Regions from separate parts of the Mus musculus genome. Here region 1 is linked to region 2. A link is a loop called in an ENCODE intact Hi-C map of the cell type or tissue named here. Cell type or tissue: heart. All regions are shown on one strand.

What was found. Hi-C counts contacts between places; a loop is a spot of excess contacts. Peaks named below come from ENCODE experiments on the same cell type or tissue, not always from the same donor. Only the 100,000 strongest peaks of a DNase experiment are listed, where the experiment ranks them.
Region 1: a loop joins it to region 2, with 8 times the contacts of the local background. A loop is called at or near these places in 9 of 42 quality-filtered maps.

Annotation. Positions count from the first base shown.
Region 1 is chr7:26,610,077-26,618,076 of GRCm38, forward strand. Vmn1r185 (vomeronasal 1 receptor 185) reads right to left here and starts at 2,002. Exons shown (of 1, transcript NM_134231.1): 1 at 1,043-2,002. The coding sequence starts at 2,002. The coding sequence ends at 1,043. In heart, no CTCF peak of the experiment used is centred here; no DNase peak of the experiment used is centred here.
Region 2 is chr7:26,261,147-26,269,146 of GRCm38, forward strand. It overlaps Vmn1r184 (vomeronasal 1 receptor, 184), which reads left to right and starts at 5,685. Exons shown (of 1, transcript NM_001167540.1): 1 at 5,685-6,629. The coding sequence starts at 5,685. The coding sequence ends at 6,629. In heart, no CTCF peak of the experiment used is centred here; no DNase peak of the experiment used is centred here.

The DNA.
Region 1 (8,000 bases), 350 kb after region 2:
CTCATATCAGCAATCTAAATCTATACCTCAAATTATTTGAAATAATTTTTAAAAAGAGCATGCACACAAAAGTGTAGTAGAAAATGAAATAATCAAACAGGGCTTAAATCATGCAGTTAGAAACAATGTAAATGATTCAAAAAAATCAAAGAAACCAAAAGCTGTTTCTTTGAGTAAATCAACAAGACAGACAAATTCTTAGTCAAACTAACCAAAAGAAAGAGAGACAGTTTCCAAACAAACAAAATCAGAAATGAACAGTGAGGCTTAACAAGAGACACTAGGGAAATGTAATGAATCATTAGGTGTTATTGCAAAAGCCTGTATCTATAAAATTGGAAAAATCTTAACAAAATGGACAGTTTTCTAGGCAGAGATACCATTTACCAAAGTTAAACTTCTTTTCTTTATCCACTGCTGCTATAGCAAGACTGAATTGGCAGAAGCCAGAGGTTTTGGGCCACAGAATAGCAAAGAGATAAAGAAAGGTATAAAATTGACAAAAGTAATCAATGTTTACTCTCTCAATCTCCTATGGCTCTTGCTTGCCTTCCTAAGAGAAATGAATTCTGAACTGGACCTCAGCAATAATCGTTGACAGCATGAAAGGCAGAAGAAGGGCACATTTTTTTTTTTTGGCAGTTGGTTTACTAGCTTTTCTAAACATCATCTGGACTAAGGAAAAACTCTAGTAGCTGCTAGGCGAGGTGTCCAATGGGCCCAAAATAGTTGGTCAAGCCGGGCGGTGGTGGCACAAGCCTTTAATCCGAGCACTTGGGAGGCAGAGGCAGGTGGATTTCTGAGTTTGAGGCCAACCTGGTCTACAGAGTGAGTTCCAGGACAGTCAGGGCTATACAGAGAAACCCTGTATAAAAAAACCAAAAATAGTGTGATCAGCTCATGTAGGCTGCTAACTCGACCAGCAGACAAAACTCTCCTACTAATTTTGATTTTGGACAAGGTGCTACCACCTTAAATTTCTTTTTTGATTTCTCAGGGTAATAAGTGAGTATACGACTGCATAATATATAACACTTACATTTTACATATTTATAACTAAGTTAGGAGATAGGTTTATTTTTCTTAAATGGGCCAAGTTGAATCTAGACATGAGGGAGTAACTTCTCATGAAAACACATGGCCCAAAAGACGGAAAACACAGAGAAGTGATGTGATTTATGTTCATCAGCCACCAATTGTAATTGTACAAAAGAGCAATGCACCCTCTTAAAATGGAGGACAGAGTATAAAAGGCCAGAAATGTGGACACCAGAGCCAGAATGTTCTGGGTGGCTCTGGATTCAGGGGAGTTTCTTCTAGAAACATGTGTGCTATGGATATGTTGAACCTTCTTCTTGTGTTTGAATAGAATGACTATCATGGAGCCACTGGACCAGGCAATGAGCACAGAAAAGAAGAATTCAGGGAACATCACCAATGCTGCATAGAGAAATTCAGTGATATTTTGTTTCTTTACTACTGAGCAGTATCCAAAATCTTGTAGTTTTGTCACATTTTTACTATTCATTTTTATAAATGGGTACACAAAGATAATAAAATGCATTAGCATGTGCAAGACCCACATGAGGGAAATGGAACAGCCATTGTGCATTATAGCTTTGACTTTATGATCCTTCCAACAGGATTTTCTGGGGCTGATGGTCATGGCCTGAAAAACACTCAAGAGGCAAGTGGTCCAAATGGACACACTTCTCCCAAATCCTTGAATATAGAATAGGAACTCACATACAATATCATTCAAGAACTGCTTCAGTCCCCAAAATGCTATTATGTGGGGCACTCCTGAAGAAAGAATGAACAAGGAATTGGCTGCCAGTAGGTGCAATAGAATGAAATCTGTAGGCTTTAATCTGCATTCTCTGTAGTAAAGGACTAGATAGTGGAACATAAGAGAGAAATTTACCAGAATTCCAACTGTAGTTTGGGATAATAAAATGATTCTGGTAGCCAGATTCCAGAAGTCTATTCTGTGCTTCATCATACTTTCCTTTAGAATATATCCTCACCATTTCTCAAGTTAGATGAATAATACCAACTGATTATAGCTGGAGGTGAAAGAAGATGCCATTAACCATGGAGCTTCAGAGATGCTGAAACAAAAAATATCCTGGAACTTCAAGAATACAGGATCAGTATAAACCACATAAAATGCCTCATCCCCAAAATTTTGACAGAAGTAGTCATTTTCCATGTGTGTTCTTGTGAGATTTCCCAATAACTCATCATGTACATATTTATGAGAAGACATCCATCAAGACACTTTGAAAATGCAGCATTCAGGATAATGTGATGTTGGTTCATGAGAAACAAGTAAAACTGACATGCAATATAAACAAATGTAAAGTAAAATTTTCAAAATACACTGATATTTGGTATTCATGTTGTAAAAGAAATCAGCTTCAATAACAACTATAAAAATTAAACAAAACATTTTTTATTGATTATTTGAGAGTTTCACAGAACTTAACCTGATCTTCCACATCTTTCCAGATTTTCCCCAAATAAAAGATTATCCAAGGAAAAATAAAAATGAAATTAAAATATTAATTCCAATTTGTTTTACGCATATATTCTCTAGAATATGGTCAGTTTTCTCTAATAAGACAATTCTTAATGCATGTCTCATCTAAAACCCAAAGATAAGTAATGAGAAATAAATAAAACCACTCAAAATATATCTATAGTCTCATGACAGGGCAAGTGTCCCTATATCTTTTATTTGTTGGAGTCATCTTTGGTTTAACCTGTAATTGACCCTGCCTTTTCTACAACCTCCCACAAAAAGTTCCATTGGAATATACCTGACCCTGTTCAATATGATGGGAGTCCAAGTGCCCGACAAATTGCATGGTTTTGAATTATGTAATAATGTTTGATCTCTTTGCTTCCTGATTCCAACTGCTAACCAGGATATAGATTTTCTGAATTCTTTGCATTTAAAAAACTCCATGTAAAATGAATTCCAGCCTGCTGTATGGGAAATGTTTCTCTTTAGCGAGTCCTCAAGTCTGTTAAATACAAACTCTGAATAAGTACTTTGTTGAGGCTCAGTGGTTTTCAAGTCTTTATTCCACAAGAGTCTTAGACATGAACAAAAACTTATGTCATAGTAAGTTAATAGCTATCTCTTATAAAAAGTCACACCACATAGACACACATGAATGTATACACAATGTGGTCAGCACTGTTAGAGAAATGGCAATATCTGGTGTGATGAAATCTCACTAACACAAAAGAATAAAAATAGGCAAAATATGCCAGTAGGAGTGGCAAGGATAATGATAATATCTGGTGAATAATAACTAATAACTACTGCTGAAATGTTCAGTGACTCTACTGAAACATTTTCTGCAATAATCATGCACAAGTCAGAAGCTGAGAATGAATATGGTAAAAAAAGAAGTCAATGTATCAGGTAGGCCATCAGTGCAGTGTAACAAAAGGAAACTCTCGGGTCACCATCTCTATTCCTGTGCGAGATGGTGTCTGTAAACCCTTCTAATCCTGGGGGACATCTTCTTGTAGAAGCAGAGAGTAGGAGCTTTGAATCAGTACCAGGCTCAGCCATACATCCATAGGAAATGGCACTTTTCCCTTCAAGGTAATCATCTATGTTGTGGCTCCCACCAGGAATATCAAGGACTGGAGAAGAATTGATAGTGAATGCTGGGATCTGAAGAAGTTTAAATACAGTGGGAAAACTATACGGTACTATAGGATGTACCAGAAAGTTATATCTGCCCCTTCCCCATGAACTGCAGCTGTAAAGCACTCTAGGGGATGTCTGCAGCAAACATGGAATCTACCCTGACAGGTGATGCATTCCAAGATGAGAAAGTCATACAGCCCTACTCCAAATGTTATTTAGTATCTTCTCAGTGATGAATGTGTGTTCATGTGGGATTGAGAGTGTACAGAGGATACTTTAAAGGCACCCATAAGCGTGACTTGGGGTGTGATGAAGAGGGTAAAAGGATACATATAAGTGACAGAAGGAATAATGGACATGGCACAGTATAAACTAAACAGAAAAATTGGAGAACATGTGTAATTGTCAATCAAAACAATACATGTGAAGAGTGCCTTAAAGAAATATGTGCATTTGTGAGCTAGTGAAACATAGGAAAGCACAAACAATAAAAATAAATATAAATCAAGGAAATAAAGTTGAAAATATCAAACATGGACATCCTTGTTATTAAACTCAGAATCTCAGGCCCTTGCAATGGCTGTGGATACCACTGTAAACATTTGAAAATAGGTCACATCTTCTGAGGTGGAGTAAACATAGCTCTACACAGCAGTAATCACATTCATTTTTTTCCCTGACATTCTATTCAATATTAAATTTTCTGAGAAATATATTGAATAATTACAAGGTAATTTGTGTTACAGGAGGTTTTTTTATAAGGTGTACTTCAATCTGTTTAATTTTTGAAATTAAAATACAGTTGCACCTTTCTTCTCTCCAGTGCCTCCAAGAAGGCACACACCTACTCTCTCTCAAATTGTTGGCCTCTGGCTTCTTTTCTTTAATTGCTGTTACAAATATATATGTATATGTTTGGATTTATATTTATAGATATATAAAATCTACTCAGTCTGTAAAATGTTACTTGCATGTATTCATGTGTATGATTTCAGTGTTGACCATTTAGCAATGGATAACCAAATTAGGAGGCTCTTCCTGGAGGGAGAATACTTTCTTCTATTGTTGCAGTCCTTCATTGTAATCCTTCAACTAATTTCTAAAGATAGAAAGCTCTCATTGCAAAACAAGGAGACCCTGACAAAAACACAACTAATCTAAATGCAGAAAACAAAGAAACAAAAACTTTTCACAATCTAGAATATTGTTCCCATTTTGTACCACCAGTTGCACCACCCACAATACAACTCCTGCACTCACAGCTTAGGGAACATTGTAGAGGACACAGAGAGATTCTAATAGTCAGAGGGACAAATATCTGCTGCTATACTGCTTCTATTAGAAATGTTGGGGAAGCTACACATATGACGTCTCAGCATATGATGATGGCCTAAACAAATCTGAACACTCACACCAAGAGATGTGAAAAGATGAAAGGGGAGAATTGCATGAGAAACCAGTAATCCCATTGTTCAATATAACAACACTTATCTGGAGAGATGGCTTAGAGGTTGAGTGTTAACTGGGGAGATGCTTCTGAGTTCAATCCCCAACAACCACATGCTGACTCACAACCATCTATAATGGGATCTGTCACCCTCTTCCGGTGTGTCTGAAAACAGTAATAAGTGTACTCATACATAAAATAAATAAATAAATCTTTTTTTTTTAAGTGTTGACTGGTCTTCTACAGGTTCTCATTTTAGTTCCTAGCAATCACATGGTGTCTCATAACTATATAAAACAAGATTTAGTGCCATCTTTTTGCTGGCTGGCATACAGGAAGTCAGAATACTGTATATATAATAAATAAATAAATCATAATAAAGAATAGCAAAACAAACCAGTTGACTTTTTATACCATCCAGTAGATATGGGAGCATTCACCAGCAGACCACACACACATGCTCAGTGGCAGCCCATGATCCCCATATGCACAAAACAGAATTCTACATACCAGTTCTGGCCTAAGGAGATTGCTGTCATCTCAGCAATGATGGGAATGGGTAGCTGCTGATTGCCAGAAGGATAGGTTTCACTGAGATCACCATGTACCTGAAATTATGAAGTCATCATTACCACTGAAATCTAATATCCCCACAGGTAAATATTAAGTTTGTCTTATTTTAATAAGAGTTAAAATATAATGGAAATTATAATTTTAAAAGACTTATTTTTATTGTATGTGTATCAATCTGTATCATTCAAATTCTTCAGCTTTTCATACCCAATCATGTTTTACAATCTGGATCAACATAGCACCTAAAGACCAACACCAGTCCTGTTTTCTCTCTGTTTCCATCTTCTATGTTCTTTCAGTATATTATATTCACTGGTATATCAGGCAGAAATAACATGCCCCTAGTAACTCTGCAGAGCCCGTTAATCAATCAGGGACTTAATTATCTTACATTGACCCATATGTGCACATTTCCTGTCAAGGAAAAATTAAGTTGTATTCTTCAATTTCTCTGCTTCAAAAGTTCTCACATTGATCACATTGGACCAGTGTTTACTGACCTCATGAACCATGTTTTGACAGATGTCTTCCTTCTTTGTCTAGAAGACTCCTCAGTGTGGGCATCACAGATGCAGATTGTTCCCTAATTTTCATTGTATCTTGTCCTACGCCATGATAACATCCCCATCTCCATATTTAATATTAGTTTTTTTTGTTCCTATGGATTACAAGTTAGACTTAATTTTATTTTCTACTGCTTCTACTATACTCATTGCATCCAGAACCTTAAAAGAAATGGAAAATGAATTTTTTTATTAATTAAATGTAAAGGAGTCTACAGTGGTAAGAATTTATGAGTCAATACTATCCTTATAATAAATAAATACATAATAAATAAATACCTCTTTAATGTTTATAACTGTCTGATGTGGACAGTGGTTTCAACTGTCAAGACGTACAATTATAAACAAAAAGGGAAAGTACCTCTGGAAATCCAAAAACTCATTATTTCAAAGTAGCTCCTGGAAGGTCTTGTACTTGGCTTGTGTGCTGAAAACACAGGAACCTCAGTCTCTAATCACAAAGCCGTACGAGTTGGTCTATTACATATTCTGCTTTCTATGCAGTTTGGCTTCTCTACCTGATATTTTGTTTACTGTATACTTTTGGCGGTAGGAAGTTTTCATTTGGGGGGACTAGAATGATGATTAAATTGTAAAGTCCACTTGCTGCTGTTGCAGAGGACCTGAGCTTTGCTCCCAACACCCCAAAACTTCCTGTAATTCCAGTTCCAGGACATTCACACACTCTCTTCTGTTCTTTGAAGGCAGTGCATTCACAGAGTGCACATACATGCATGTAGGCAAATCATTCCTGCACATAAAATCAAAATAGATAATAAAAAAATCTTTTCAAAAAAAGTTTTCATTTTGAAGTAAAGGATTATTTAAAGGGCAAAAGACAAATTTAAATATGATTTTACTAAAATGCAGTATTCTAAATCTGACCTGTTTTTAAAACAAACAAACAAAAACTGTCTCACCTCCCAGTTCCATTTCACAAGCACAGGATAGATTTGGTGTTTAATGTCCCCAGAAATATGCACCACTTTCATTGAGGTGAAAAGGATAAGTACAGATGAATTCCTAACACCATTACTCTGTACAAAGTGCATCATGAAAAACCACTATGTGCTGACTTAGCAAGATAAGAAAAATCGAGTCACTAAAATATTTTATTTAAAATTGTGTGTATACTTTCTACTTCTTATACTGATGAACTCATTATAATAAAAGTTGTAATTCAGTCAAAGAGAAGATGCTTCTGAGATACACGTAAAGGCATCTGAAAAAATGAATTAGGTTTAGAGATGCATGTAGACAAGGAGTAGAACCCAGACCCCCCATTTACAAGGGCCATTAGCAACAGCGATAAACACTGAGGAAAGGCATGGTCAGGTTATGCCTGACGTTAGAGTGTGACTAAACCAAGAGATAACACAATAAGAGTTGGTTCCAGCCTGATCCTCATACTGTAACTTTGCTTCAGTGTTACCTTGCAAAGTTAAAGAGGGAGGTTTCAAAAAGCTTTCTCACCAGGGATTATTCACTGCAGATGCAGCTGCTTCTCTTACTCATAAATATACTGTCACACAAGAATGTATTTTACACTAAAAACAGATTCATGTCCTACATCTCCCAGGGGTAGCATGCTTCTAATAGTTCCATGATAATGTTTAATATGGTCTGTAACCAAAGAAAAGGTCACCTATATTAATAATACCTACATACCATATAAGGTAAGGTGAGTTATCACAGTGACTTACTACTACAGCATCTTCATCGTTTGACTAAGTTACCTTTGTGTTTA
Region 2 (8,000 bases):
GTTTATTCACACTCTAATGTTAGGCATAACCTGACCATGCCTTTCCTCAGTGATTATCGCTGTTGCTAATGACCATTGTAGTTGGGGGGTGGGGTCTGGGTTCTACTCCTCTTCTACCTGCATCTCTAAACCTAATGCATTTTTCAGATGCCTTTATGGTATCTCAGATGCATCTTCTCTTTGACTGAATTACAACTTTTATTATAATGAGTTCATCAGTATAAGAAATAGAAAGTATATACAGAATTTTAAATAAAATATTTTAGTGACTTGATTTTTCTTATCTTGCTAAGTCAGCACATAGTGGTTTTTCATGATGCACTTTGTACAGAGTAATGGTGTTAGGAATTCATCTGTACTTAACAGTATATCCTTTTACTCTCAATGAAAGTGATGCATATTTCTGGGGACATTAAACACCAAATCTATCCTGTGCTTGTGAAATGGAATTGGGAGGTGAGACAGTTCTTGTTTGTTTGTTTGTTTTAAAAACCAGGTCAGATTTAGAATACTGCATTTTAGTAAAATCTTATTTAAGTTTGTCATTTGCCCTTTAAATAATCCTTTACTTCAAAATGAAAACTTTTTTTGAAAAGATTTTTTTATTATCTATTTTGATTTTGTGTGCAGGAATTATTTGCCCACATGCATGTATGTGCACTCTGAGAATGCACTGCCTTCAAAGAACAGAAGAGAGTGTGTGAATGTCCTGGAACTGGACTTACAGGAAGTTTTTGGGGTGTTGGGAGCAAAGCTCAGGTCCTCTGCAACAGCAGCAAGTGGTCTTTACAATTTAATCATCATTCTAGTCCCCCCAAATGAAAACTTCCTACCGCCAAAAGTATACGATAAACAAAATATCAGGTAGAGAAGCCAAACTTCATAGAAAGCAGAATATGTAATAGACCAACTCGTACGGCTTTGTGATTAGAGACTGAGGTTCCTGTGTTTTCAGCACACAAGCCAAGTACAAGACCTTCCAGGAGCTACTTTGAAATAATGAGTTTTTGGATTTCCAGAGGTACTTTCCCTTTTTGTTTATAATTGTACGTCTTGACAGTTGAAACCACTGTCCACATCAGACAGTTATAAACATTAAAGAGGTATGTATTTATTATGTCTTTATTTATTATAAGGATAGCATTGACTCATAAATTCTTACCACTGTAGACTCCTTTACATTTAATTAATAAAAATTTTCATTTTCCATTTCTTTTAAGGTTCTGGATGCAAGGAGTATATTAGAATCAGTAAAAAATAAAATTAAGTCTAACTTGCAATCCATAGAAACAAAAAAAAATCTAACATTGAATATGGAGATGGGGACTTTATCATGGCCTAGGACAAGATACAATGAAAATTAGGGAACAATCTGCATCTGTGATGCCCACACTGAGGAGTCTTCTAGACAAAGAAGGAAGACATCTGTCAAAACATGGTTCATGAGGTCAGTAAACACTGGTCCAATGTGATCAACGTAAGAACTTTTGAAGCAGAGAAATTGAAGAATACAACTTAATTTTTCCTTGAGAGGAAATGTGCACATATAGGTCATTGTAAGATAATTAAGTCCCTGATTGATTGACGGGCTCTGCAGAGTTACTAGGGGCATGTTATTTCTGCCTGATATACCAGTGAATATAATATACTGAAAGAACATAGAAGATGGAAACAGAGAGAAAACAGGACTGGTGTTGGTCTTTAGGTGCTATGTTGATCCAGATTATAAAACATGATTGGGTAAGAAAAGTTGAAGAATTTGAATGATACAGATTGATACATACAATAAAAATTAGTCTTTTAAATTTATAATTTCCATTATATTTTAACTCTTATCAAAATAAGACAAAGTTAGTATTTACCTGTGGGGATATTAGATTTCAGTGGTAATGATGACTTCATAATTTCAGGTACATGGTGATCTCAGTGAAACCTATCCTTCTGGCAAGCAGCAGCTACGCATTCCTATCATTGCTGAGAGGACAGCAATCTCCTTAGGCCAGAACTGGTATGTAGAATTCTGTTTTGTTCATATCAGGTAATAGATCATGGGTGCCACTGAGCATGTATGTGTGGTCTGCTGGTGAATGCTCCCATATCTACTGGATGATATAAAAAGTCAACTGGTTTGTTTTGCTATTCTTTATTATGATTTATATATTTATTATATATACAGTATTCTGCCTTCCTGTATGCCAGCCAGCCAAAAGAGGGCACTAAAACTTATTTTATATGGTTATGAGACACCGTCTGATGGCTAGGAACTGAAATGAGAACCTGTAGAAGACCAGTCAACACTTAAAAAAAAGATTTATTTATTTATTTTATGTATGAGTACACTTATTACTGCTTTCAGACACACCGGAAGAGGGTGACAGATCCCATTATAGATGGTTGTGAGTCAGCATGTGGTTGCTGGGGATTGAACTCAGAACCATCTCTCCAGCCCCAGTTAACACTCTTAACCTCTAAGCCATATCTCCAGATAAGTGTTGTTATATTTAATATTTATATATAAATATTTTATGTTATATTTATATATATGGGATTACTGGTTCCTCGTGCAATTCTCCCCTTTCATCTTTTCACATTTCTTGGTGTGAGTGTTCAGGTTTGTTTAGGCCATCATCATATGCTGAGACATCATACGTGTAGCTTCCTCAACATTTCTAATAGAAGCAGTATAGCAGCAGATATTTGTCCATCTGACTATTAGAATCTTTCTGTGTCCTCTACCACAATGTTCCCCTAAGCTGTGAGTACAGGAGTTGTATTGTGGGTGGTGCAACTGGTGGTACAAAATAGGAACAATATTCTAGATTGTGAAATGTTTTTGTTTCTTTGTTTGTTTTCTGCATTTAGATTAGTTGTGTTTTTGTCAGGATCTCCTTGTTTTGCAATGAGAGCTTTCCCTCTTCAGAAATTAGATGTAGGATTGCAATGAAGGATTGCAACAGTAGAAGAAAGTGTTCTCCCTCCAGGAAGAGCCTCCTAATTTGGTTATCCATTGCTAAATGGTCAACACTGAAATCATACACATGAATACATGCAAGTAACATTTTACAGACTGAGTAGATTTTATATATCTATAAATATAAGTCAAAACATATACATATATATTGGTAACAGCAATTAAAGAAAAGAAGCCAGAGGCCAACAATTTGAGAGAGAATAGGTATGTGCCTTCTTGGAGGCACTGGAGAGAAGAAAGGTACAACTGTATTTTAATTTCAAAAATTAAACAGATTGAAGTACACCTTATAAAAATACCTCCTGTAACACAAATTACCTTGTAATTATTCAATATGTTTCTCAGAAAATTTAATATTGAATAGAATGTCAGGGAAAAAATGAATGTGATTACTGCTGTGTAGAGCTATGTTTACTCCACCTCAGAAGATGCGACCTATTTTCAAATGTTTACAGTGGCATTCACAGCCATTGCAAGGGCCTGAGATTCTGAGTTTAATAACAAGGATGTCCATGTTTGATATTTTCAACTTTATTTCCTTGACTTATATTTATTTTTATTGTTTGTGCTTTCCTATGTTTCACTAGCTCACAAATGTACATATTTCTTTAAGGCACTCTTCACATGTATTGTTTTGATTGACAATTACACGTTCTCCAATTTTTCTGTTAGTTTATACTGTACCATGTCCATGATTCTTCTGTCACTTATATGTATCCTTTTACCCTCTTCATCGCACCCCCAGTCACGCTTATGGGTGCCTTTAAAGAATCCTCTGTACACACTCAATCCCACATGAACACACATTCATCACTGAGAAGATACTAAATAACACTTGGAGTAGGGCTGTATGACTTTCTCATCTTGGAATGCATCACCTGTCAGAGTAGAATCCATGTTTGCTGCAGACATCCCCTAGAGTGCTTTACAGCTGCAGTTCATGGGGAAGGGGCGGATGTAACTTTCTGGTGCATCCTATAGTACCGTATAGTTTTCCCACTGTATTCAAACTTCTTCAGATCCCAGCATTCACTATCAATTCTTCTCCAGTCCTTGATATTCCTGGTGGGAGCCACAACATAGATGATTACTTTGAAGGGAAAAGTGCCATTTCCTATGGATGTATGGCTGAGCCTGGTACTGATTCAAAGCTCCTACTCTCTGCTTCTACAAGAAGATGTCCCCCAGGATTAGAAAGGTTTACAGACACCATCTCTCACAGGAATAGAAATGGTGACCCGAGAGTTTCCTTTTGTTACACTGCACTGATGGCCTACCTGATGCATTGACTTCTCTTTTACCATATTCATTCTCAGCTTCTGACTTGTGCATGATTATTGCAGAAAATGTTTCAGTGGAGTCACTGAACATTTCAGCAGTAGTTATTAGTTATTATTCACCAGATATTATCATTATCCTTGCCACTCCTACTGGCATATTTTGCCTATTTTTATTCTTTTGTGTGTGAGTGAGATTTCATCACTCCAGATATTGCCATTTCTCTAACAGCGCTGACCACATTGTGTACACATTCATGTGTGTCTATGTGGTGTGACTTTTTATAAGAGCTAGCTATTAACTTACTATGACATAAGTTTTTGTCCATGTCTAAGACTCTTGTGGAATAAAGACTGGAAAACCACTGAGCCTCAACAAAGTACTTATTCAGAGTTTGTATTTAACAGACTTGAGGACTCTCTAAAGAGAAACATTACTCATATAGCAGCCTGGAGTTCATTTTACATGGAGTTTTTTAAAGGCAAAGAATTCAGAAAACCTATAACCTGGTTAGCAGTTGGAATTAGGAAGCAAAGAGATCAAGCATTATTACATAATTCAAAACCATGCAATTTGTGGGGCACTTGAACTCCCATCATATAGAACAGGGTCAGGTATATTCCAATGGAACTTTTTGTGGGAGGTTGTAGAAAAGGCAGGGTCAATTACAGGTTAAACCAAAGATGACTCCAACAAATAAAAGATATAGGGATACTTGCTCTGTCATGAGACTATAGACATATTTTGAGTGGTTTTATTTATTTCTCATTACTTATCTTTGGGTTTTAGATGAGACATGCATTAATAATTGTCTTATTAGAGAAAACTGACCATACTCTAGAGAATATATGCGTAAAACAAATTGGAATTAATATTTTAATTACTTTTTTCTTTTTCTTTGGATAATCTTTTCTTTGGGGAAAATCTGGAAAGATGTGCAAGTGAATGAGATCAGGTTAAGTTCTGTGAAACTCCCAAATAATCAATAAAAAATGTTTTGTTTAATTTTCAAACAAAACTGATTTCTTTTACAACATGAATACCAATTATCACTGTATTTTGAAAGTTTTACTTTATATTTGTTTATATTACATGTCAATTTTACTTGTTTCTCATGAACTAACATCACATTATCCTGAATGCTGCATTTTCAAAGAGTCTTGATGGATGTCTTCTCATAAATATGTACATTATGAGTTATTGGGTAATCCCACAATAGCACATATGGAAAATGAGTACTCCTGTCAAAATTTTGGGGATGAGGCATTTTATGTGGTTTTTACTGATCCTGTATTCTTGAAGTTCCAGGATATTTTTTTGTTTCAGCATCTCTGAAGCTCCATGGTTAATGGCATCTTCTTTCACACCCAGCTATAATCAGTTGGTATTATTCATCTAACTCGAGAAATGGTGGGGATATATTCTAAAGGAAAATATGAAGCACAGAATAGCCTTCTGGAATCTGGCTGCCAGAATCACTTTATTATCACAAACTACAGTTGGAATTCTGGTAAATTTCTTTCTTATGTTCTACTATCTAGTCCTTTACTACAGAAAATGCAGATTAAAGCCTACAGATTTCATTCTATTGCACCTACTGGCAGCCAATTCCTTGTTCATTCTTTCTTCAGGAGTGCCCCACATAATAGGACTTTGGGGACTGAAGCAGTTCTTGAATGATATTGTATGTGAGCTCCTATTCTATATTCAAGGATTTGGGAGAAGTGTGTCCATTTGGACCACTTGCCTCTTGAGTGTTTTTCAGGCCATGACCATCAGCCCCAGAAAATCCTGTTGGAAGGATCATAAAGTCAAAGCTGTAAAACACATCAGCAGTTCCATTTCCCTCATGTGGATCTTGCACATGCTAATACATTTTTTTATCCTTGTGTACCCATTTATAAAAATGAATAGTAAAAATGTGACAAAATTACAAGATTTTGGATACTGCTCAATAGTAAAGAAAGAAAATATCACTGAATTTCTCTATGCAGCATTCGTAATGTTCCCTGAATTCTTCTTTTCTGTGCTCATTGCCTGGTCTAGTGGCTCCATGATAGTCATTCTATTTAAACACAAGCAGAGGGTTCTACACATCCATAGCACACATGTTTCTAGAAGAAACTCCCCTGAATCCAGAGCCACCCAGAACATTCTGGCTCTGGTGTCCACATTTCTGGCCTTTTATACTCTGTCCTCCATTTTAAGAGGGTACATTATTCTTTTGTACAATTACAATTGGTGGCTGATGAACATAAATCACATCATTTCTCTTTGTTTTCCGTCTTTTGGACCATGTGTTTTTATAAAAAGTTATTCCCTCATGTCTAGATGCAATTTGGCCCATTTAAGAAAAAACAACAACAAACCTATCTCCTAACTTAGTTATAAATATGTAAAATGTAAGTGTTATATATTATGCAATTGTATACTCACTTATTATCCTGGGAAATCAATAAAGAAATTTAGGAGCCGGGCATGGTGGCACAAGCCTTTAATCTGAGCACTTGGGAGGCAGAGGCAGGTGAATTTCTGAGTTTGAGGCCAGTCTGATCTACAGAGTGAGTTCCAGGACATCCAGGACTACACAGAGAAACCCTGTCTCAAAAACAACAACAACAACAACAACAACAACAACAACAACAACAACAAAACCCCAAAAAACAAAAACAAACAAAAAAAACACAATAAAAAAACAGAAAAATTTAAAGTGGTGGTATCACCTTGTCCAACATCAGAATGAGTAGGAGAGTTTTGTCCGCTGGTTGAATTAACAGCCTACATGAGCTGATCATACTGTTTTGGGCCCATTGGACACCTCGCCTAGCAGCTACTAGAGTTTTTCCTTAGCCCAGATGATGTTTAGAAAAGCTAGTAAACCAATGGCCAAATAATGTGCCCTTCTTGTGCCTTTCATGCTGTCAATGATTATTGCTGAGGTCCAGTTCAGAATTCATTTCTCTTAGGAAGGCAAACAAGAGCCATAGAAGATTGAGAGAGTAAACATTGATTACTTTTGGCAATTTTATACCTTTCTTTATCTCTTTGCTATTCTGTGGCCCAAAATCTCTGGCTTTTGCCAATTCCCTCTTGCTGATAGCAGCAGTGGATTAAGAAAATAAGTTTAACTTTGGTAAATGGTATTTCTGCCTAGAAAATGGTCCATTTTGTTAAGATTTTTCCAATTTTGTAGTTTATAGGCTTTTGTAATAAGAAATTTCCCAGTGTCTCTTGTTAAGTCTCACTTTTCATTTCTCATTTTGTTTGTTTGGATACTATCTCTCTGTCTTTGGTTAGTTTGACTAAGGATTTGTCTGTCTTGTTGATTTACTCAAAGAAATAGCTTTTGGTTTCTTTGATTTTTTAAAATCATTTACATGGTTTCTAACTGCTTGATTTAAGCCCTGCTTGAGTATTTCATTTTCTACTACACTTTTGTGTGCATGCTCTTTTTAAAAAATATTTCTAGAAATTTGAGGTATAGATTTAGATTACTGATATGAGAACTTTCTAATTTCTTTATGAAGATACTTAGTGCTATGAACTTTCCTCTTAAGCCTGCTTTCATTGTGTCATATAAATTTGGGTGTGAGGCTTAATTTTCATTGAATTCTGGAAAGTCTTCAATTTCTTTATTTCTTGCCTGAGCTGGAGATAATGGAGGTGAAAATTGTTCAATTTCAATTAGTGTATAGTGTTTCTGTTTTTTTCCTGTTTTTGAAGTCCAGCATTAATTAATTGATGGTAGTCT